2 separate regions of the Homo sapiens genome follow, and region 1 is linked to region 2. A link is an interaction called in ENCODE POLR2A ChIA-PET data of the cell type or tissue named here. Cell type or tissue: PC-3. All regions are shown on one strand.

What was found. ChIA-PET counts read pairs that join two places held together with the same protein. Peaks named below come from ENCODE experiments on the same cell type or tissue, not always from the same donor. Only the 100,000 strongest peaks of a DNase experiment are listed, where the experiment ranks them.
Region 1: POLR2A ChIA-PET joins it to region 2 with 7 read pairs; 2 of 35 experiments call an interaction of 5 or more read pairs at or near these places.

What each region holds. Positions count from the first base shown.
Region 1 is chr5:66,877,567-66,880,066 of GRCh38, forward strand. All of the region lies in intron 3 of MAST4 (microtubule associated serine/threonine kinase family member 4), which reads left to right. Among named protein-coding and RNA genes, the nearest start is that of MAST4-AS1, 130 kb to the right of the region's middle. In PC-3, no CTCF peak of the experiment used is centred here; no DNase peak of the experiment used is centred here; H3K27ac peaks cover 659 bases.
Region 2 is chr5:67,181,773-67,184,272 of GRCh38, forward strand. CD180 (CD180 molecule) reads right to left here. Exons shown (of 3, transcript NM_005582.3): 3 at 1-2,500. The coding sequence ends at 1,085. Among named protein-coding and RNA genes, the nearest start is that of CD180, 14 kb to the right of the region's middle. In PC-3, no CTCF peak of the experiment used is centred here; no DNase peak of the experiment used is centred here.

The DNA of each region.
Region 1 (2,500 bases), 300 kb before region 2:
GACGAGAGGTAGAAATGCCTTCCACAGATGGTACCACCGGCACGGGCCTGGCATTCGCAACTGCTTCCTCTTTGTGGAGGCTGACCATTTTCTTTCAGTGTGTGCACATGTATATAAAACTTCTTATTGAAATATAATATGGACTCCTTAGTGTACAGCTTGATGAATTTCCACAAACCGAACAAGATCAAGCAACACAGAACAAGATGGACAGCCCTGAAAAACTAAGGAAAACAAAAACCTCTGTCATTTGTACTAGGTACTAAATTATGATGCTGGAAAACAACGTCATGAAAAACATAAGCCTTTAAAAGCAAAAACAATAGAAATGTAAAACTTTCTGAAATTGCTAGAGGTATCAGGCGTTCCTAAGGCATAGAAAAAGCCCTCTACCTTTTCATTGATTTTTTTACTACAGTCAGTTGCTTCTGTTATGACTGGCCGGGAGGCATGGATGACTCATGAAGGAAAGTGGAAAAATCTCTCAATGAATTTAAAGGCAGCCTCCTGTTATCAAAGGATAAAGCAGTTTGAGCTGCAAGCATTAGTTAGACATAAATAAATAGATAAATACCTATCATGATTGGATCATAAGGAAGACCTTGCAGTGGCCAGATAAATGAATTTTCTTCTCTCCTGGTCATTGTTTAACTCTGTGGGACAACTGTCTTAGATGTTCAATGTCAATTCCTGTGGGCCACGTTTGCCAGTTTGCAGGACAAAGCTATGACAGCGTGTATCACACTAAAAGGATAATGTTTTCCCATATTTCAAATGGCCAATTCTGTGTCCAGAAAAAGTATCATGTTGTGTTTTGGGGCTACTCTTAACACATCTTCTACCTACCTGGCAAATTTGTACACAACAATTCAGCACCTTTGGGCAGTGAGGTTAAATAACTCACACAAGATCCCAGAGCTAGTAAAAGGTGAAGCCAGGATTCAGACCAGTTAATCTCTGTACTTTGCCATCATAGCCTAGTCCTTGCCACCAACATCTAGGAAGGGCTTGGCCTCTTTCCTGGGGCATGGACTGTGCTGGGCAATGCAAGATTTCTCAGGGTTCAAGAGGAAGGCAACCACTATACCTTCTTTTTTTCTCTTTTAGCCTCAAGTAATCGTGATGTTCTTTTTACCTAAATGTCAGAGAACTCTTTTGGCCTAGATACCACTCTTCTGGCCCCTGGCTCCTATGGACCTAGGTAAAGCTGCAAAGCTGATGGAAGAGTGTTCATTCTCCTTATGGTTCCTAGCCCAGTTTACAAGGATTTTTTGTCTCCGTTGGCTTTAAGAAGAACTGCAGACCCCTAACAATTCTATTGAAAAATGGGCAAAGGAAACAAATGAACAGTTCACAGAAAAGCAAATATGAATAAATGGCTCATACGCATAGGAAATGATTCTCAACTACCCTTATAAGAAAAGTACAATGGGCCGGGCGTGGTGGCTCACGCCTGTAATCCCAGCACTTTGGGAGGCCAAGGCTGGCAGATCACGAGGTCAGGAGATGGCGACCATCCTGGCCAACATGGTGAAACCCTGTCTCTACTAAAAATACAAAAAATTAGCTGGGCGTGGTGGCGGGTGCCTGTAGTTCCAGCTACTCGGGAGGCTGAGGCAGGAGAATGGCGTGGACCCGGGAGGCGGAGCTTGCAGTGAGCCGAGATTGCGCTACTGCACTCCAGCCTGGGTGACAGAGCAAGACTCCGTCTCAAAAAAAAAGTACAAATTAAAAATTGTACTGATATATATATATATATTTTATGTGTTTAAAATATATACACACACACACACACATATATATATATATATATACATACACAAATTACCTATTGGGTTGGCAAAAATCTAAACCTGGGAGTATTTCTGGTTTCTAAAACTGGAAATCTAAAACTAAAAGTATTTTGCAGCTATGCTTTCTGGGAAAATAGCTTGCTTTCTTTGTTTTGTTTTGTTTTTTGAGACAAAGTCTCACTCTCTCACCAAGCCTAGAGTGCAATGGTGCCATCACTCACGGCTCACTGTAGCCTTGACCTCCCCAGGCTCAGGTGATCCTCCCAAGTCAGCCTTCTGAGTAGCTAGGACAACAGGCACACATCACCACGCCCAGATAATTTTTGTATTTTTTGTAGAGATGGGATTTCGCGATGACGCCCAGGCTGGTCTCAAACTCCTGGGTTGAATCAATTCACCAGCCTTGGCCTCCCAAAGTTCTGGGATTACAGGCATGAGACACTGGTCTGGGAAATAGCTTTCTTACTTATAATTCTGGTGGGAGTGTAGGTTAGAACAACTTCTGCAGATGGCAAATTGTCAATGTTAATCAAAATACATGTACCTTTTGACCCACCAGTTCTTCTTTGGGGAGTAAAGCCATCAGATAGACCAGTGTACATGCTGAATGAGTCCTGGAAAAGATTATTTATTATAGCATCCTTTTTAATAGCAAAAGATTGGAAACAACCCAAACATCTTTTAGTAGTTAAGTGGATAAACAAATT
Region 2 (2,500 bases):
AGTGGTTCAGGCCCCTGTCCATGGCTGGTGTGACCTTTGGTGACATCCCCAGCCTCAACAGAAACCACTTCTCACTAAGCCAGCTTTACTGTGTTCCCAACAGCTAGCATGCAGGGATGCCTTCTTCCTCATTTTCACGTAAATGTGCTAATTCAAATGCTCTCCGAAGCAAATAGGCTTTTAAGGGCAAGCCTGAGAACCAAACCACGATTTATTTCACAGTTCTTCTGGAAAAGAGACTTCTAAGAACCGGATGCCCAAATGAGAAGAGCATTTTGGGTCACAGCCCACCTGCAAGTTAGGATCTGTAACATAAGAGCCAGAACACCAGATAGGCAGAGAGAGCCTGCCTGGTTTCTGAACTGAGTGAGGCAAATGTGGAAGAAATTCTAAACCTTGGGGGTGGGTTCTATTTTTTATAGCCATTCACACCCTAGGGGCATTACAGAGACCTTACAGACCTAAGGATTAAGAAGATTAATGGAGTCGATTTGATACCAAGTTTCATTTCTCAGCCTTTTCTTTTAAATTTATTATGCTTTTCTTTTCTTTTTTCATTTAAAATAAGGATTGAGACTTTGTCCCCAAGTAAGTTTCTCAAATGGCTACATTACTGAGAACCCAGACCCAAGCACAATGCTGTAGTGGGGGTGGGTAGTGGGCTGGCTTCAGCTCTGACAAATTGTGGGGGCTGATGATCTCCTTTCAGGGGCGGGGTGTGTGGTGCTGGGAGGGATGTCGGTGAGTAGAAGGGGAATGGCCTCCCTGTGGGAGACTCCGGGGCCGGCAGTCCCTGCCCAGTCCCTCCCTCTGCTTCCTCCCACTCTTCCACATGCGGAAAGGGCTCTGTGCCTCTCACAGCAGCATCTGACCCTCTGGACTGAGTCATTCGGTGTACTTGCCTAGAAGGTTCTTTAGCTCTGGGACTCACAGGAGTAAGAAGCTCAGAAAAGCACAGTGAGTCCCTGCCCAGTTCCAGGAAGCAATCTGAAAAGTCTGGTCTGGTCACCAGCAGATGACAGTTCTTTCACTTAGAGCAATTTTGCTAAGCACACTTATTTGCTTTCTCTGGAAACCTTCAGCACTAAATGTGTTGGTATTTCCACCTGAGAAGGTATTTAACTGCAAAAAATAGCAGAATAGCCAACAATAATAGAAATACTATGAGAAAGAAAATGCCTATGGCTGTAATCCCACAGGAAAGCTTGACATCAGATAGCTTAACTCCCCTTAGAGATGGCGGGTTTGCACACGTGGTCTCCTCCGAGCCTTCAAGTTTGTGCAGGTTTTCTTTGTACCATGTTAAGAAATGAATATTCGAGCAAGTGCAGTCCAGGGGGTTATGACTTAAATTAATGGTGCTCTGCTGGGACAAGATAGGGAGGAGACGGGGTGAGATGATGTTAATGCTGTTGGCAGCCAGATTGAGGTAGATTCCCTTAAGATGGCTAAGAGAATCAATGCTGTCGCATGTCAGGCTGTTGTGGCTTAAGTCTACATGGCTCATTTTTCCCAAGCTGTGGAATGCTTGCTGGTCTATAGAGAGGAGACCACAAGAGGACAAAATCAGAACCTCCAAGCTGCCCACGGTCTGAAGTAGGTTGGTCTTCGTGATAGTCCCATCTTGAAAGTGATTCCCTTTTAAGTTGAGATGCCGGAGAACTGGTAGGCCTGCTAGAAGATGCTGATTGCTGGTATCAAGGAAGCAGTAAGTGAGATTCAGAACCTGAAGGAAATGGAGGTTTTGGAAGGGACTTTGTGGAGCATTAATGTGTAAGCGGGTAAATGCCAAATCGAGGAGTTCTAGCTGAGGACATTCTTTGAATGCCTGACTCTGGAGACCAAGAGGCTCATTGTGGCTCAGGTTTAAGGTTTGCAAGTGGGACAGGTTTTTGAGTTGCAGACTGCAGCAGTCAGAAGCCTCTATGTCATTATGGCTTAAATCAAGTGTCTGAAGGTTTCCTAGTTTCTCCAAGCAGCCAACACCAAGGTGAAGTTTCTTCACGTTGCCTCTGATGTAGAGGTGTGTAAGGGAGGGGAAATTGGCAGCACTGATTTGACACAATTGATCGAAATGATTTACACTGAGAACTAATTTCTTGAGCAAGTTCAGACCCTTCATCCCAGAGGGTAACCCTTTCAAGTGAGTTGCTGTCAGATCCAATTCTTGGAGTTGGGTGAAGCACTGAAATGTGGTGGATGAGATGTCAGAGAAGCGGTGTTCCTGCAGGTTGAGGCTCTCAACAGACATTTCACAGAGTCCCTTGAGCATGGCTGAACTAATATCTTCGTCATCAATGTCCTCAAATGTTCCCAGCCAGAGAGACTGAGTAGTAGAGTTCTGCAGACCATTGAATATAACAGACAAATTTGGAGTTCCTCCAAAGTTCAAACTTTGGAAGATCGTTGAATCAAAAGCCCCAAGCTCAATACCTTTAACATTATTGCCATTGAAGTTCAGGCTTAGGTTGATGGCCTGCTCCAGAGACCTCATGTCTTC